Linked DNA regions of Mus musculus: region 2 is linked to region 1. Evidence: chromatin loops called from intact Hi-C (ENCODE). Cell type or tissue: heart. All regions are shown on one strand. Links, peaks and the distances in the headings refer to the core of each region. The heading gives the core; the rest is flanking DNA. Region 1 holds the start of Rps18 (ribosomal protein S18). Region 2 overlaps Ring1 (ring finger protein 1).

Region 1 (9,558 bases), core at 2,884-7,883:
CCGGTCCGTCCCTACTGTAAAGCACGCGGAATACCAGGCTGCTTTTCTAGAGCAGCCAGCATCTGCTGTTAACTCACCCGAGCAGCAGCATCTGGCGGAGCTGTAGCCACTTCACAACAGCTTAGCACGGCTACGGCAGGAGACTCAATTGAAGCCTGCCCAAGCTTCCCCTGGAGGTTTTCAACACCGGCTGCCCCACCTTTAACAGTGGTTGCCGCCCAGTTTGCTGCACCTAAGGCAGTCTCCTTGTGAACACCCAACAGAAAGGGAGGAGCAAACACCAGCAGGAGCCTATGAGGGACATTTCCGTTCAAGTGCACCAAGAGCACTGTACCCAGAAGGCACCTGCAGCCAGATTAAACTACCAGAGCTCAGGATCGCTGTGGCATTAAGTACTATCAGATGGAAGACAAACTGAGACGGAGGTCATAGGTATATAAACTATTTATTAACAGCAAAGGCCCAGAGACTCATTTCTTCTTGGATACACCCACAGTTCGGCCCCTGCGGCCAGTGGTCTTGGTGTGCTGACCGCGGACACGAAGGCTGCAGAAGAAAAAGATACAGGTCACAGAGCAGCAGGAGGCGAGCCGGTGGACTGTGCAGCCTGATTGGGAGTGGGCAGCTTAAGCCTCATCACCCACTTACCCCCAAAAGTGGCGCAGCCCTCTATGGGCTCGAATTTTCTTCAGCCTCTCCAGGTCCTCACGCAGCTTGTTGTCTAGACCGTTGGCCAGAACCTAGATTTTGAGACAGGGGAGACAACTTTATCTCCTGATTCTGCACCCAGTTTTAACGGACAACCCGTGTCCACCAGTCCCCTAACACACCTGGCTGTACTTCCCATCCTTCACATCCTTCTGTCTGTTCAGGAACCAGTCTGGGATCTTGTACTGTCGTGGGTTCTGCATGATGGTGATCACTCGCTCCACCTCATCCTCCGTGAGTTCTCCAGCCCTCTTGGTGAGGTCGATGTCTGCTTTCCTCAACACCACATGAGCATATCTCCGCCCCACGCCCTGAGGTCAAAAGTTTGGGCTATTAGACTTTTGTTTTTAAAGATCTGAGTACAGAGTTTTCAGAGATACCAGAGGGTATCAGAATCCATTACAGATGGTTGTGAGCCACCATGTGGTCACTGGGAGCCTCTGGAAGAAGTCATAGCTTTTAACAGCTGGATTCTCTCTCTAGCCCAGTCTATTTGTGTCTTATGTTTGCCTGCATTGTATGTCTGTGTGTCTGTGGCACACTGACCAGAGGCCAGAAGGCGCTGATGTTCTGGAACTGGAGTTAATGGTTGTTGAGTGTTGGGTCATTGAACCTGGATCCTCTGGAAGAGCAGCTAATGCTCTAACAGCCAAGCCACCTCTCCAGCCCCCTCACACACACCCTATTACTCAAAAGCAGAGGGGCTGTGCAGATGTTATCCCAGCTCCCTGAACTCGGGACTGCTATGGCCAGCCTAAGTTAGAGATCCTGTCATTTTTCAGATCACTTTCCAGAGACAAAGCCTGCCTACTAACTGAAGGGAACGCTGTTCGGGCCACACTGGACATGTGTCACAAACTCAACAAAAGCAGCACAGATGAACAAAGTCAAACCTTTAACAGGTTTTTTGAGCCCCAAGAGTGGGTGTGACTTTGTGACTACCAGAATTAGCGGGGAGGGGGAAGTGTCATTGAATGAGCTAGAGAAATGGCTCAGTGCACTGGCTGCTCTTCCAGGACCTGGACTATATACCAAGCACTCATTCATAACTCGAACTCCCAATGAGAGAGGATCTAAGTCACTCTTTTGGCCTCCAGAGGCACAGTATGCACAGACATGCAGGCCAAAAACCTTCACAACCCTCACCTCAGCCTCCATATAATTTTTTACTTTTCTTGAGCCTGTTTTACTGTCAAGCTGTGAGTTCTAAAGGTGCATGATGCCAGGTTGGTTATGGTGACAAGGCAAGGGACCTATGCTCAGCTACAAAGTGTGGCCCCACGCCCACCTTGCCTTCTGACTTAAGCACTAACTTAAATTATAAAGAACCGACTCCTAACACTTAAAGCAGTTTGGAGGGACTGGGATTCAGACAGTACTAGACTGCCTCACAGATAAGGGCAGCAAGCACTTCTGGTCCAGCACATGCCTATATGCTTCCAAATATTCAAATTCTCACCTTGAGTGAGCAGAAGACACTTCTTAATTAATACAGAAATCTGCCCGGCGTGGTGGTGCACGCCTTTAATCCCAGCGCTTGGGAGGCAGAGGCAGGCGGATTTCTGAGTTCAAGGCCAGCCTGGTCTACAGAGTGAGTTCCAGGACAGCCAGGGCTATACAGAGAAACCCTGTCTCCAAAAACCAAAAGAGGGAAAAAAAAAATTAAAGAATACAGAAACCTTCCCTGTCCTTCACCCTTTGTTGGTCAGCTTGCAATCACCTCTGGAGGAACTCACCCCGAAATCTCTCTCCTCAAACTCCCAATACCCACCACCCACCTCCCAATCAGCTTCACCCTTTTGTTTTCCAGGCAGGTTTTTTTTTGTTTTTTCTTGTGTAGCCCTGGAACTTATTGATCGGGCTGGCTTCAAGCCCAGAGATTTGTTTGCCTCTGCCTCAGGGAGTGCTGGCATTAAAGATGTGTTCTTCACCCTCTCACACAGGACCAACAGAACCCTCAGTACCCAGGCTCTACAAACACTGTGCACAGCCCCTTCAAGAGCCTCCATTCACCTTGTCTGCATTCGAAGTCAGCTGTAATCATCTCCCAGCAGGTCACACGGGGCACAGGCATTGCCCCAGGCCCTTCAACCCCCTAGACACTGCTCTGCCCACCACACCAGGCACCTCCTGCTGTGCTATCATTGTTTGCCAAAGTGCAGAATTAAAAAAAGTCAACATGGCAAGGACTTAAAAGTGAGACTTCACAAGGTTAAAAAAATTTACTCCAACTTTTATGTCCACCTGACATTACCTCGGCTCCCCAGGCCTCCTTCAAACCTCTCAGCAGCCACCCAGTTCCATCTATACCCTAGCATCCCACAAGGTCCCACCACTGACAGGTCTCATGGCTGAACACACCTGACCAGCAACTCCTCAAATCACCAACTTCAAGTCCTGTCCCTGTCTACAAGACTTTTAGCTCTGCAGAGAAACATCCCAGCTTCCTCCTACGACCTCCCTTTTTGCCATAATGGGGAAAACTGCCAGCTTCTGTGTCACCTTCCACTGTGGCATCTGCCAATAGCTTCTGCAGACCACCCCCAACCATCACCGCTAAGCCTGGACACCTCTTAGGATGTTAGTTTACAGGAATTCTACTCAAGGTTTGCTGACAGCAGAGACTGCTCTCGGAAGCTGAAGATCTCGGGAAACCTCTGCAAGGTGGGACATGACTACACTCACACCCCACTACCCCTGGAGCAATGTTTTGGTTTAACCCTGGGTCATCATCAGGCTTTTATTGAAACGGGTTGGGTGAGTTTAGCTGCTTCTCTTTTGCCCCTAACACTTTTACCTTAATGGCAGTGATGGCGAAGGCTATTTTCCGCCGCCCATCGATGTTGGTGTTGAGTACTCGCAAAATGTGCTGGAACTTCTCAGGGATCACTAGAGACTGAAAGAACACGGGCAGTTATCAAGACAGGTTACCCCCAAACCGGGAAGGTGGCCGAGGCAGGGTTGGATTGTCTGCTAAGTTCTTACACAACTCCTCAGTCACCGGGGCTCACCCCTAACGCGCTCAGGCGCGGGAAATCGCAACCTCTGACAAGAGGGTGGACGTCGGCCGCGGCCCCCAATTCCCTGGACAGGGGAAGCGGGAGGAGCCCACACACAGCCAAGCTCCTGGCAGCTTTGCTGTGTAAGAGGAGCGAGCATTCCTCGGGGCCCCGATCCCCGGGATTTCACGTCTTAGGTCGTCCCCTCTCGGGTCACACTCCATCGCTCCACAGAGGGCTGTGGGCCCGCAGCATGGGGCACTCTCTGAGTCCTGACGGAAATCTCTCCCTGCCCCGGCTCCGATGTCGCAGGATCCCGGCGCGGATTCCGCTCTTACCATGGCGGCGGCACAGACGGCGGCGTGTAGGCCTCCTGTGGAAGAGAGAGCGGAAGTGACGTATAAGTCTTATATAGATTCCTGGCGGAAGAGGCGGGGCTATCCCCGGAGGTCCACTTCCGGAAATTGCTTCTCTCCCCGTCTCCCCCTAAGGGAGGAGTTGTATTGAGACAGTTTTGGAAGGGACCGGAGCTATAACTTCCGGTTCGGCCTTCTCTGTCGTCGTACCGTTCTTGTGTGGGCGCGGAGCGAAGGTTCCGGAACAGAGTTGTGTTCGAGACGTTCACCTTCCTGTTTGCACTTGACCGAAATGATCAAAGCCTAACCGGAGAGGCTGGAGCCGATCGCCTTAGCTCAAATATCTGGGACCCTTTTTTGCTCCATAGAAGACATTCCAGGACTTGTAGCTTTGCTTCGGGAAACGGACTTTCTGAGACTGACAGCTGCCGGAAGTCGGAAGTGAAGCTGCGGGGGAATGGCAGCCGCAGCGACCATGGCGGCCGCTGCCCGGGAGCTGGTGTTGCGGGCTGGGGCCTCAGATGTAGAGGAGGAGGAGGGCCCGCTGGTGAGAGCACGGGGCTGTAGGTCCTCCGGAGTATCGTCAGGTTGTCCCTCTCCTCAGGCGTAGGCTCCATTTAGACAAGAGGTTCGGAGCCGTCTTGCCACGGGTGATGGTGACCTAGCCTTCGTAGGGACCAAAGTGGCTGAAACCCAAGCCCCAGGGACAGTGTCAGCTTCCTGTTCACGATTTTTAGTAGAAAAAAATTTTAGTGTTTAGCGTAAAAGGTTAAGAACGTGGCCTCTGGAACCAATTTGCCCGGGGTCCCACCTCCAGCCCCACCGCTTGAAAGCTATGCTGTGTTTTCGGTGCCAAAACTTCCCACACCTTTACAGTGCAAACGCTGTTAGGACATACCTTATAGGTGGTCGTTAGGATTAGCCGAATGAGCATGTTAAATGGTGTACCAGACACAGGGGTAAACACTATGTAAGCTGGCGATTTTAGCCTCTGGAATTCCCTCAGGGATCACCTGGAATAGCTGGAAACTGAGGTCCTAAATTCAAAGGCAAGTTTGACTAGTCCTAGTTTTTTCTCATTTGAACAACTCCAGCAACTCCATGAATTGCCTGATATTCTCAGTAGCCCAAGATTGTAGATTTGAACGCATCAGAATCTTTGACCCACTTACTCCGGCACCCCCCACCCCCCAAAGCACCCCCCACCTCACTTGGAGGATTAAGGATACCCGATTATGTTTTGTTTCCAACATCTCTTTCTGTATCCCACATTCATTAACCTGTCCCTCTTCAGGGGGGGGGTTCTGGACTCCAAGAACCCCTACAACTTGGAGAGTTGGACATCACCTCTGATGAATTCATCTTGGATGAAGTGGATGGTAAGTGCTGACATGGGGTGGGAGCAAAGTAGACCCCTTTATTCTTTAGAAATATATTACATGACCCCAGTAGATTACCCTCTATGGTTTCTTTCTTTTGTATGTGTGTGTGTTTTTATTTTTAATTTATTTTTATTTTTTTGGTTTTTTTTCGAGACAGGGTTTCTCTGTAGCTTTGGCTGTCCTGGAACTCACTCTGTAGACCAGGCTGGCCTCGGACTCAGAAATCCGCCTGCCTCTGCCTCCCAAGTGCTGGGATTAAAGGCGTGCACCACCACCCCCCGGCTGGCTTTTTTCTTAATGTACAGATAAAGTTTAATCCATGAGTTGAGAAGGCTTAACTTCTAATTTAGGAATAGTAAGAAATGAACAGTACGAGTCGAATAGTCACAGCAATACACTATAATAAAATCGCAGCATCACTTTTTCCCCTTTGGGACTATTGTTGAGTAAGAATACAGCCTGGTTGAACATACATACGCAGACAGCTAAGACTGAGTGACTGGGAGGCAGGCACAGCACACACCATAGATTAACGGAGCAAAGATGTTTCAGATCCAAGCCCAGGCGAGAGGTTCTCTAGCTTCTCAGAATGCCACACATTTTAGATCTTACAAGCCACACTTTGGAAATCCCCTTTTAATATTTTCCATCTGTGGTCGAGTAGACCATGAGGAGCAGAAACAGCAGGAAGTCCCACCGGGCAAAGCAGCTGTGCCTATAACTGGAGAGGGTGGGGGCTGGGAGGGAAGGGGAGATTGGTGTGGTGTGCGTGTGCCCAGTGTGGGCAGAGGGAGGTCTGGCAGGGGACACTAAATATAAGCTTGTTTCCAGTTCACATCCAGGCAAACCTGGAGGATGAGTTAGTGAAGGAAGCTCTCAAAACGGTGAGGCTCTCCACTGGGTTGATCTCCCCACCCTCCCTTCCTTTTGGGGTCCCCTCAGCTTAGTGGCTCCCCTCTAGCCAGTCACGGAGTCTGTACTGGTTGTCCTTCCCCCCAGGGTGTGGATCTTCGACACTATTCAAAGCAGGTGGAGCTGGAGCTGCAGCAGATTGAGCAGAAGTCAATCCGGGACTGTATCCTCCAGCCTCACAGGCACAGGGCCAAGATGGCTGCTATTGGCATGGGCTCTTGGGGGCCTGTGATGCAGGTAGCCCTCAAGGGGATGTCTTCTCTCTCAGGCTTCTGTCACTTTGGGGAGGACCTGGGGGCAGGTACTGCAGATCGGCAGAGCTCTGTGTTCAGTGTGAAGCCCTTGACTTTTGTGGGTCAGATATCCAAGAGAGTGAAAACATAGCGTCTCTGCACAATCAGATCACGGCCTGTGACGCCGTCCTGGAGGTGGGTGGCCCTCACCTGTTGCCCCAAATCTGACTTAATTGCCTCTTCCTCCTCTTCCTCCTCCTCCTCCTCCTCTCCTTCTTCTTCTATCAGTATTTTTTGTCCCCCTTGGACAAGTGATGATCTCCCATCCTCCTGGGTTGCTGGGTACCAGGGATTTGCACAGAGACTTGGTTGACACACCTGTCCTTGTTCCCCGACAACCCGGAGTCATGCCCACAATGTTTCCTGCCCTCCCCACAGCGCATGGAACAGATGCTGGGAGCTTTTCAGAGCGATCTCAGCTCCATCAGCTCTGAGATCCGAACCCTGCAGGAGCAGTCGGGGGCCATGAACATCCGACTTCGTAACCGACAGGCAGTTCGGGGGAAACTTGGGGAACTTGTGGATGGGCTGGTGGTGCCCTCTGCTCTGGTCACGTGAGTCACTGGTTTGAAAGGTAGTAATGTCCAAAGCAGGTGGTTGGGCTGGGTTACCTAAACAATTTACAACATAGGTCTCTAGGCTGGGGTTGTCAGGTACCATCTAGAAACCAGGTGTGCCGGCTCATGCCCGTAATTATATGCTTGGGAGGCTGAGACAGGAGGATTGCTGCAAGTAGACTAGCCTGGGCTATAGAGTGAGATCTTGTAATGGATGGATTAAGAACTTCGAACCCTGCTTTACCCTCCATAGGATAGGACACAGGTTAAGAGTGCTCCAAGGCTACATGAGGAAGTGTGGCTCAGGAGATGAAAACTTTGTACATATTATCTTGAAGGCATGAGACCACAGAGAAAGGCAGAAATGACATGTGAGGTGTGAGGGGGCTCTCTCAGGGCTGTGGGGTACCCCGTCTAACCACACCCATTCTCCCGTGCTCCTCAGAGCAATTCTGGAAGCTCCAGTGACCGAGCCCAGGTTCCTGGAGCAGCTACAGGAGCTGGATGCCAAGGCAGCCGCGGTGAGAGAGCAGGAGGCTATGGGCACCGCTGCCTGTGCTGACGTCAGAGGCGTGCTGGACCGGCTCCGGGTCAAGGTGGGGAGTGGTCTGCTCAGAATCAGCTTTCCAGGAGCTTCACACTGCTTCCCGCTGTGCAGAGCGTGGTTGGCCCTCCAGATCCCCTGAAAATCTAAAGAAGGTTGAGATGTGGCTCAGTTGGCAGAGCGGTTGCTTAGCATGCATGCAGCCCCAGGTTCCATCCCCAGTGCCATATACATTGGCATGATGGCACAAGTCTGTTGTCCTAGCACTTGGGAGGTGAAAGGAGAAACGAGAGTTTGGGGCCAGTACAGATACATGAGACCCTGCCTCAAAACCAAGCAGTGTTCACCTTGGCAGCATAGACACTAAAATTAGAACAATACAGAGAAGATTAGCATGGTCCCTGTGCAAGTAAGAATCATATTTACAAAATGAAACAACCCAGAAAAATAAGGCCGGGTGTGGTGGTGCAGGATTTTAACCCCAGCACTCAGGAGGCAGAGGCAGGCAGACCTCTGTGAGTCCCAGGCCAGCAAGGGCTGCACAGAGAGACCCTGTTTCCATAACCAGAACACAACCGAAGTATTTGTTCCCTTTGCTTTATCTTCACCCCATTCCTGCCGTACAGTGAAAGCCCACCCCGCCTCATGGCCCGTCTGTTCCCCACGCCTAGGCAGTGACGAAGATCCGGGAGTTTATTCTCCAGAAGATCTACTCCTTCAGAAAGCCCATGACCAACTACCAGATCCCCCAGGCGGCCCTGCTGAAGTACAGGTGGGTGCGGGGTGGGCGCGGGGTGGCCTGTGCCCTCTCAACACTGCAGCGTGGGCATCCAGGGAGTCTGACTTGCCCTGGTCCTTCCAAGGTTTTTCTATCAGTTCCTGCTGGGTAATGAGCGTGCTACAGCCAAGGAGATCAGGGATGAGTACGTAGAGACGCTGAGCAAGATCTACCTGTCCTACTACCGATCCTATGTGGGGCGGCTCATGAAAGTGCAGGTGAGCAAGGCTGGAGACATGGAGGAGGATGGGGAGGAGGAGGAGGGGAAGGGGGAGGAGGGGGAGGGATGAAGTCCTCACCTGCTGCTGGTGGAGAGTGATGGTTCAGCTCTGTTATTTTCTCTAGTACGAGGAAGTTGCTGAGAAAGACGACCTAATGGGTGTTGAAGACACAGCAAAGAAAGATATCCTGGAGAGGAGAGCCCCATGAGCTGGGCTCATGGCTGGGACCATGGCGGGGACATCTGGCTCCAGCCTGCAGGCTGTGTTTCGTTTCGTTTCGTTGCTTTGCTTTGCTTTTCTTCCTTTCTTTATTTCTTTTCTTTTCTTTTTTTAAGAAGATTTATTTGCTTTATGTATGTGAGTACACTGTAGCTGTCTTCAGACACAGCAGAAGAGGCCATTAGATCCCATTACAGATGGTTGTGAGCCATCATGTGGTTGCTGGGAATTGAACTCAGGACCTCTGGAAGAGCAGTCAGTGCTCTTAATCCCTGAGCCATCTCTCCAGCCCGGGGCTGTGTTTCTTACCCATTCTGTGGTTCTCAACCTTTGAGGACATGAAATCGAGAGCTTTTTCTCTAAGAAGCACTCGCCGCTCTGACAGATTTTCACATTTATTTCTGAGGGTTTGTAAAACCTTGACAGCCATTAAGGGTGTCAGGCCAAGCAAGGCTCAGGTTCTGGAAAGGGCTATCCGGGCCATATTTAGTTTCCTGGGACTCGGGTCTTGGCTTGTTGGGCCTGGTGCAGTTGGTCTCATTGGTTTCCCTGACTCCAAAGCTGTTCACGCTTCTTCTCGAAGCCGTCC
Region 2 (8,662 bases), core at 3,663-8,662, 65 kb after region 1:
GCACCTGCCTCATTACTTAAAATCCATTGGTAATATGGCCAAATATTTTCTTTCCCTGTAGCATCTCCTTTATCATTCATTACGACAAAATCTAATGGAGATGACAAAACAAAACCCTTTGCTATTTCTTTCCGAGGAAAAATGTTTTGACTGACAAGGTGAAAAAACTATAGGAAATGTAAGGTCCAGATGACACCAAGGCATGCTGCGTATAGCCGTAGCATTGCCAACAGGCCATCGTGATCTTTTGGGAATAGTCACATTTCCCTTTATCATAATAGTGGTGATGTTTATAGGTGAAGTTACATTATTTCCAACATCACCTGAGCCTGATTGTGCTCCTTGAACAACTTGCGTTAAAGCATTAAATAACACTCCAGAGCTCACTTTATTTTGGCTAATGGGATCTGCCCAATTAGAGATAATCTTTTTCTTTAAAAATATACAGGGTGTAAAAGGTTTATCCACGTTATGCACAAAGCATAGTGTATAATTTAAATGAAAACTCGTACTATTATACACCCGTGGCTCTTGAGGAGTTAGTCGTGCACAAGGCGCATCCAAAAAAACATTCAGTTGCAAAAAACAAAGGCAAGGTAGAAGAATTGGAATGTACCGGTAAGGGTACTGGCCATGATCTCACTATGGCCCACAAAGGTATACTTATCCCTGTCTCAATCATCAGGAGTAAGAATACAGGATCATCTTGATCTTTCACGGTCCTTGTCAGTCAAGTCGGAACCCAAAGTGGATTATCATCACCCTGCGGAAAAACACAAATAGCTCCCCTGGATCTGATTAATATGGGATCCGGGCCATACCATTTATTATCAAGGACATTTTTCCACTTGACCATTTCATTGGGCAGTTGAGGCCATTGTCCGTGTCTTTCGGCTGGTGATCTTCTAGCATCATCCAATTTTAAGAAATTAAGAGTAAATATTGTAAGGGATAGAGCCATCTTTGGCGTTATAGCTTCTATTCCCCCTTTTTGTTTTTGCAAGTATTGTTTCGAAGTACGATGGGCTCTTTCAATGATGCCTTGGCCCTGTGGATTATAGGGCAATCCACTAATATGTTTCACTTGCATTTGTTTGCAAAATTGACTAAATTTAGAAGAAGTATATGCAGGACCATTATCTGTCTTTAGCAGTAGGGGCTTGCCCCATGCAGCCCAAGCCTCTAAGCAGTGGGATATGACATGGACTGCCTTTTCCCCTGTCAAGGGAGAGGCATTTAGGACACCAGAACTGGTATCAATGGACACATGTATATATTGTAATTTACCAAAAGCTGGGATATGTGTGACGTCCATCTGCCAAACATCTAGGGGTCATAATCCTCGAGGATTAACGCCCACGGAAGGTGCATTAATAAATTTTACACATTTACCACACTGTAGGACAATATCTCGAGCTTCTGTTCGTGTGAGCTTAAACTTCTGTCACAATGTAGAAGCAGGGACATGATAAAGTTGATGAAAATTCTTAGCACCGTCTATAGAACTTTGTGATAGGAAAACCATATCTCTGGTGGCTGAATCAGCAGTTGCATTTCCCTTAACCATAGGTCCAGGTAATAAACTCAGAACGAAAAGCCAGTAGCTATCAACAAGGCGGAGGTGCCACTGCTAACCCTGTGGCCACAGAACCCTCACCGCAGCTCTCAAGTGAGATTGAAAGCCTCATGAGTCAGGGCTATTTCTACCAGGACATTCAGAAAGCTTTGGTCATTGCCCACAACAACATTGAGATGGCTAAAAACATCCTCCGGGAAGTTGTTTCTATTTCTTCTCCTGCCCACGTAGCCACCTAGCACATCTCTCCCTGCCATGGCTTCAGAGGACCCATGAGCCAGGCTCTTACTCAAGGACCACCTAGGAAAGCAGTGGCTTCTTTTGGACTGAAACCAAGCAGCTTATAGGATGGTCTTTCTAATGTGTGATGGTGTTGGTTTGTTTGGTAGACTAAGTGGGAAGGAAAGTACTGTTCTGTGGTTAATTGATGCTAGCACCTAACACTGGTCACTCCAAAGTGCTGTTTCCATAGGAATGTTGAGTTTGTTTTTCTTTTTTAAAGAAGTTTTAATTCTCCTAGTTACCTAACGACTGGTTTGAGATAGAGGCCTTCATATACATTCCGTGTCCTCCCCAGGACATAGCCTGTGGGAGTCAGTTGCCTTGATGCCAGGTGTAGGTCATGAATGTTTCTGCCTAACAGGAACAGAACATTTGTTTCCAGGGTGGCTTTCCAGCCCAAAACCATAGAGCTTTTAGGAAGCGTCAGTCATATATACTATTTAGATTTACAAAATAAATATCTAGGACTTATCTGTTTAGTCTTTCTTGCCAGTGGCTAACTTCAGCTTAGGAATTTCTCCCTTGAATAAGAGCCAGGTAATGATGTATGTGCTCTAATATGTTGAATATAAAAGGGGTGTTCATGCAACAAAATACAATCTTGTATTTTCATCAAAATTTTAGATACTGGACTGTTAGTCAGTTTTAATATAACATGGACAGTGACTAATTACACTTTCAATTATTTTTCTTGAAGAGAGATTGTAACTAGAATGCTTGAAAAGTTATTATAGTCACATGTGTATAATTTATTTATTTATTAATCAGAAATAATAGAAAGTCTTTAAGTTGTCTCTGAGAATAACTATCTTCTAGGGAAAAACAGCTTGATCAGTACGTCTAAAGCCCAAATAATTATAAGGATCCTGAGTTTGTATCTTTTCAGGAGCTATCTGTAATCTTTTTTAAACACAGTAAATGGGATGCATGCATGCATGCATGCATGCATGAATTTATAGACGATATAGGAGCATGAATAAAAGCAATTTTAACTATCTATGGGATAATGATTATCAATTTTACTTAATATGATGGTATGCAATAGATTAAACATCAATATTCTACAATAACCAAATTAATGGCTGTTTGGAACAAGGAAAAGCAAACTCTGTACACTATGAATCTGCTGTGCAGATTGAGACTGCTTTTTAAACAAGTTAAAAGATGGACAGCCAGCAGATTTTTTTTCAACATGAAACACAGAACAACAATCATTCAAACAACAAAACAAAAACAAACATGAATTGACAGATATATGGACAATTTGGTGCACCAAAAACAGACAATAGACAGACAGGGAATAGAACTTGATGTCTCAAAGGGACCCAGATATCCTAACCAGAGCTAAGAATATCTCCATAGGAGCCAGAGAGGAAGCAGGACGTCTCCCGTTTTCCTTCTGTCCCTAGAAGAGCTCTGAAATAGCTTATTTTCATTTTTTCTCTTTTTTGCTAAAAGATCCCAAACAGGGGATAACTGCTTTTCTGAAACTTATTTTCTCTCTCTCATGTTCAGACTCTAATTCTTTATCTCCTTCTTCTGGGAATTCTGCCAGAGAAGGGAGAGGAGGCACAGTGGTTGCTTCTGATAGTTACTCCTCTTTCCCTGAGAGCTATCTTTAAGCCTTTGATGAAGGCTGCCTCTTTAGTCAAAGTCCTCGAGAGGAGGGTAAATTGACTTAATTTTTTGATTTTCATTCTTTATGTTATCTTTTGAATCACTATATTTTGGTTTCTTTTTCTTTTCTCTTTTTATCTCTTCCTTTACTTATTTTTCTGCGCGCTCCTTCCTTTTCATTTCTGTTTCTGACATGCTTTCCTGGTGCTCCTGCAAAAGTCACTGCCCTTCCTTAACAGCTGGTTCACATTTCTTGTCCTGAATACAAGCCTTAATCAACTTCCATAATGGCCTTGTTCCTGCTTTCACTCTCCCTTCCTCTCTCGCTATATCTCTCCCTAATTTTTCCCAACTAGGTAGCGTCAGCGACCCAGTGGGGGGCAAACCAAGAGGCGAGTCTGTCTATCTCTTTTAAGAACCCGCTCACTGTACTTTCAGAAATCTTTAAACCTCGTTCTTTGAGCAAGGCTTGCATCGGCCCCACTAACGGCGTAGACTGGCTGGTACCCATACTCGTCCTGGACTGAAGCATCCTTGAGATAGTCACTTATCTACATGAGGTTCTTAGCCCCAAGGTCGATCCACGAGTTTTATCTACACTCGTTTTATGATCTTTTGTATCTGCCTAGCTATTCCCAGCAGATACACTCGTGTCCAGGGCAATGAAAATTAAGGCAATGGCATAATATCAAGGCAAGAAAGCAAGCAAGCAACACAACCCCAGCAACAATTACCGGATCTATTCCGAAAGAAAGCATACGTCTCAGAGACTTATATTAATTTCTTTTACTTACCAGTACCACCATTCCCCAGCTTAAGAGTTCTGAATCCATGCAGTCGAATCCTTCTCAACAGTCTGTATTGCGGGAACACTTCATTAACCGCTCCTTCCCCGTGATGCAGTTCTGAATCCTCCCTGTAACAGGGGGGTCTTTGCTCATGCCTGAAGATGTTTCTTTTCCTGGGTTTCGGCACCACTTGTGAGTGCCCTACTCGCCAGCAAGGAAGATGCCACAACAGGATCCTTCTGCACATGTTTATTGGGAGAGCTTGACTGCAGAGGCGAAGACCCTGAGCCCCAGAACTGGCACTGCTTATATAGGCCTAGGAGAGGCGTGTCTACACCCGATTGGTTATGCTTTCAGTACCTCATTTACATGCCCTGGGCCAGGCAATGACTCAGCAAAAACTCTACTGCACATGCGCACATTGGTTGTTTACCCAAACTTATGGGTGGTGGCCAGAGGTAGCCAGCGCCACCTTGTAATGGCGTATGTGGCTTCCCACATCTCTTCACTACTTCCCTTTTCTTCAGGTGTTTGCTTTTGGATCAGGTGTAATTAGTCCGGGCCAGCTTGGAATTCATCACGTAGACCAGGCTGGTTTCAGTGGCAATCCTTCTGGCTCTGCCAATCAGAGCTGGGGATTACAGGAATTTGCTACAATGGCTCCTCCCTCTCATTTGTATTTTTGAAGAAGGGGAGGGAGTTATGGAGTTCACCTTTGGTATCACCTTCCTATTTACAACCCGGATTTCCTGTGAGTTTGAAGCTTTCCTTCCCAATTAAAAGTGGTTTTTGTTGTTGTTTTGGGGGGTTTTGTTTTTGTTTTATCTTTTTTTTTTTTAAGACTTATCTATGTATGTGAGTACACTGTAGCTGTCTTCAGATACACCAGAAAAGGGCATCAGATCCCACTACAGATGGTTGTGAGCCACCATGTGGTTGCTGGGAATTGAACTCAAGACCTCTGGAAGAGCAGTCCGTGCTCTTAACCACTGAGCCATCTCTCCAACCCTTGGTTGTTTTTAAAGGCAGGGTTTCACTACTTAGTCTTGCAGAGAACGGCCTGCCTCCACCTTTAATCCACCCACTCAACTAGCTTATTTTTAATTCCGTGTGTTTGGTTGTTTTGCCTGCACCAGTCAGTGTACCACGTGTTCCTGGAGACTGTAGAGGTCAGAAAAGGGCATCCAACGCCCTGGCACTGGAGTTACAGATGGTTGGAAGCTACCTTGTGGATGCTAGGAATCAAACGGATCCTCTGCACAAGAGGCCAGTGCTCTTAGCCGCTGGGCCATCTTTCCAGCCCCCTCCCCCTGAGAGACACACACAGAGAACTGCAGGTTTCAAAGAAGAAATAAGCAAATTTGTTGTTGGGAGGAGGGCGGGGAGGGGGTCTTGTCCACCCTGCCTATCACCAGCAGGGTAGGAAACTAGGGTCTATAGAAAAGGCAGTAGTGGGTACAGGGCCCGTGCTGTCCAATATAGACTAATTCAATATAGATACTTTGTATAAAAGCCATTTGTCCTCCTTTGTCCTCTTGCTGTCTGGCTGGGGGGCTTTGGGAGATGAAGCTGGCAGGCTGAGCTGGGACACAGAGACACCCTGTGGTCCCCATGTTCCAGCTGTCCCCTTGTGACATCATTTTGGGTCCTTCGTGGGGGCATAGCAGAGCTCTAAGGGCCTGGACACCTTCCAGAACTTCTCGTTTACAAGCTCCAAGGTCAGTGATCCATTCAGCGTCTAGGGATGGAGAGAGGGAGGCAGGGGGAGGGAAGTTAAAAGAGGAAACGGACAAGAGGAAAAGGGGGGGGGGCGGGAGAAAGGGAAAAAAACCCTGAAAACCAGTGAGGGTGTGGCTCAACAGAAGCCCCCAGAGAAGGACAGAGCAGGGGCTGAGACGGGTCACCACCCTGGCTCTCTGTTACCATCAGATGCTCACCGTGAACGCTCCGCCCCCAGGAGCGATGTAGATGGTGTACTGCTTTTCGCTGACACCTTCCAGGCTGGGCAGCGCAGGCTCCTCAGGACCTTCGCCTCCTCCGGCAACGCCTCTCTCCCCACCACCCCCATCAGGTCCGCCTGTGTCCGAAGCACCCCCACCAGGCCCTCCGGGCTCTGTGGTTTCCTGCTGCTGCCTCCTCTCCAGGGCAATGCGCAGGGCCAGGTACTTGGAGAGATGATCCACTGTGGCATTCCCAGTAGTCTTCACGTACCTGGGGGTGGAGGGGGCAAGAGTCCTTGAGTGCACAGCCTTCTCCAAAAGTTCTGGCTGGGGGCGGGGGGGCACTCAGGTACCCCAGGCTAGCCTCTACCTTGCTATGTAGCTGAAGATGACCTTCGACTTCTCATCCCCCTGCCTCTGGGAATGACAGGTGTACACTACCACCCTTGGCTTATATGTTGCTGGGGAGCAAACTCAGGGACTCATGTATGCATGCTTGACAGACACCCTACTGACTGAACTACACCCCAGGCCCGAAGCCCCCTTCTGACACAGATTTCTGAGCTCGAGTTTCCAGGTGGTCTGGCTTTGCAAAGGCAGGGCTCCTCACCGAGTCTGGCAGTACTCTCCTTTCTCCACAAGCAGGGGATGGGGCCGGAACACAAGCTCAATCTCTCCACCGGGCTCTGGAGGGCTGGGGGCCCCAGGAGGGCTTGGGGGCCCCAGGGTTCCCCCTCCCAGGGTGCCGCCCCGGTCACCAGAGTCTTCAGAACCGGCACCCCCGCAAGCCCCACCAGCAGCCCCACCCCCTGTCCCTACACTGCTGGCCCCTGCACCCGCTCCGCGGGGTCGCTTGGGAGCAGGGCCTGGAGCAGAGTCTGGGGCGGAGTCAGAGCTTACATCCTCTCCATCCCCTTCTCCCTCCCCAGGTTCTCCTTCCCCCCCACTCATTGTGGCGGTCTGATCAGATCCAGGCATCGGCCGCCTCACACGCTGGGCCCTGCAGAAACAAACACTCCAGGTTATAAAGAGCAGGATTCAAGCCCTTAGTGTTAAACTTCAGGGGGAGCCCCCCCCAGGCCGTGGCCCTACTAGTGAGGCTTCCTGCTTCTATCTGATGGCTGGAGACACAGGCCTAAAGAGGGCTGGCAGAGGTTAGCTTGTTTGAGAACAGACACTTCCCTCAAATCCCAACGTCAGCTGCACGGTCGCCACCTGGCAGCTCGAATGCAGACTATCAGGCCCGTACTCCAGACAAGACCCATGGGTAACAAGGTCTCTGGTTCTCCACACCTGTGCATGGCCTGCATCCGGAGCCCTTCCTCGATACTGGAGCTCAGCGCCTGCTGGTTGTGCAGGCGGCTGAGGCGGATGAGCACCCGGTCCTGATGGGCCTCGTATTCCTCCCGGCTAGGGTAGATTTTGGAGATCAGGGCGTCGAAGTTGGGGTCCGGCCGTAGGGACCGCTTGGATACCAGCTTTTTCCGGCAGGTAGGGCACTCCTTGTTCCTGGGTGTGGGAGGAAGGGAGCTCTGTAGGGCCAACTCCCATCATGGATGCCCAGGCTGACCCGCCTGGCCCCATGGCAAACATGTCCCTCCTGTTACCCGCTCCGCAGGGCGGTGACGATGCAGTCCGAGCAGAACCTATGCAGGCACTCCTTGGTGGTCATTGTGTTCTTCAGCATGTCCAGGCAGATGGGACACATGAGCTCAGAATGCAGTGACCGAGGCGAAACCGCAATCTCTGTACCATCCATGATGGCTTCCTGGGTCATCAGAAGGTGGCAGTGGGTTGGGGGAAGGGGACTTTAGAGGCAAGCTTTGAGAAAGGTAAGAACCTGGACAGCCATGCTGACCAAACTGATGGGAATTCTGGGATGGAGGAGACCAATGACTTGGAGATTACCAGAACAGAAGGGATGAGGGCCCATTTACAAGGAGTTTTGAAACAGAAAGGCCAGGGTTTGTTGAGAGGACTAGGGCTGGGAATGGCACAGATCTATGGGTTGGAGGATATTTATGCTACAAGACTTCTTCATTTTTTGTTTGCTGTTTTCAAGACAGGGTCTCCATATGCATGTATTCCTGGCAGGCCTCTAAGCAGGCTGACCTCAAACTTAAGAGATCCACCTGTCCTGGCTTCAGGAGTGCTGGGGTTAAAGGCCTTCGCCATCACATCCGGCCTCAACAGGCTTTCTTAAAACTCTAAAGAGCAAGACTACCTAGACTAGAAGTTCAGGGTGTCTGTCAAACAGATTCCGATGTCGTCCCAGCGCACGTGAGTCAGAAAACTGGAGAGGGAATTATATTTAAGCTCGCAGGATGAATATATATATGTGTACATTGACATGTGGCTGTTGAGATGGGACAGGGCCGGGACGGTAAGTTCTGTTTACCGTGCTTCAATTAAAACGGTGATATCTGCTGTACCTCGCTGCCATGGCCACTTTGAGGGGT

Evidence for each region. A loop is a pair of places that touch in the nucleus more often than their neighbours do. Peaks named below come from ENCODE experiments on the same cell type or tissue, not always from the same donor. Only the 100,000 strongest peaks of a DNase experiment are listed, where the experiment ranks them.
Region 2: it touches region 1 in a loop (9-fold over the local background); 15 of 42 quality-filtered maps call a loop at or near these places.

Annotation. Positions count from the first base shown.
Region 1 is chr17:33,951,573-33,961,130 of GRCm38, forward strand. It overlaps Rps18 (ribosomal protein S18), which reads right to left and starts at 4,093. Exons shown (of 5, transcript NM_011296.3): 1 at 4,046-4,093; 2 at 3,506-3,604; 3 at 831-1,019; 4 at 649-740; 5 at 426-546. The coding sequence starts at 4,048. The coding sequence ends at 471. It overlaps Vps52 (VPS52 GARP complex subunit), which reads left to right and starts at 4,228. Exons shown (of 20, transcript NM_172620.4): 1 at 4,228-4,610; 2 at 5,358-5,442; 3 at 6,277-6,329; 4 at 6,445-6,520; 5 at 6,718-6,785; 6 at 7,029-7,204; 7 at 7,653-7,803; 8 at 8,423-8,523; 9 at 8,615-8,747; 10 at 8,875-8,932; 11 at 9,539-9,558. The coding sequence starts at 4,521. It overlaps Gm23111 (a small nuclear RNA gene), which reads left to right and starts at 8,091; the gene lies at 8,091-8,200. In heart, for the core only: a CTCF peak has its summit at 4,200; DNase peaks (open chromatin) are centred at 4,159 and 7,749; H3K4me3 peaks cover 2,609 bases; H3K27ac peaks cover 2,226 bases.
Region 2 is chr17:34,015,483-34,024,144 of GRCm38, forward strand. It overlaps Ring1 (ring finger protein 1), which reads right to left. Exons shown (of 7, transcript NM_009066.3): 3 at 7,811-7,971; 4 at 7,497-7,712; 5 at 6,814-7,203; 6 at 6,201-6,474; 7 at 5,310-6,001. The coding sequence ends at 5,900. It also overlaps the pseudogene Gm7326. Among named protein-coding and RNA genes, the nearest start is that of Ring1, 4.9 kb to the right of the region's middle. In heart, for the core only: no CTCF peak of the experiment used is centred there; DNase peaks (open chromatin) are centred at 6,509 and 7,719; H3K4me3 peaks cover 944 bases; H3K27ac peaks cover 287 bases.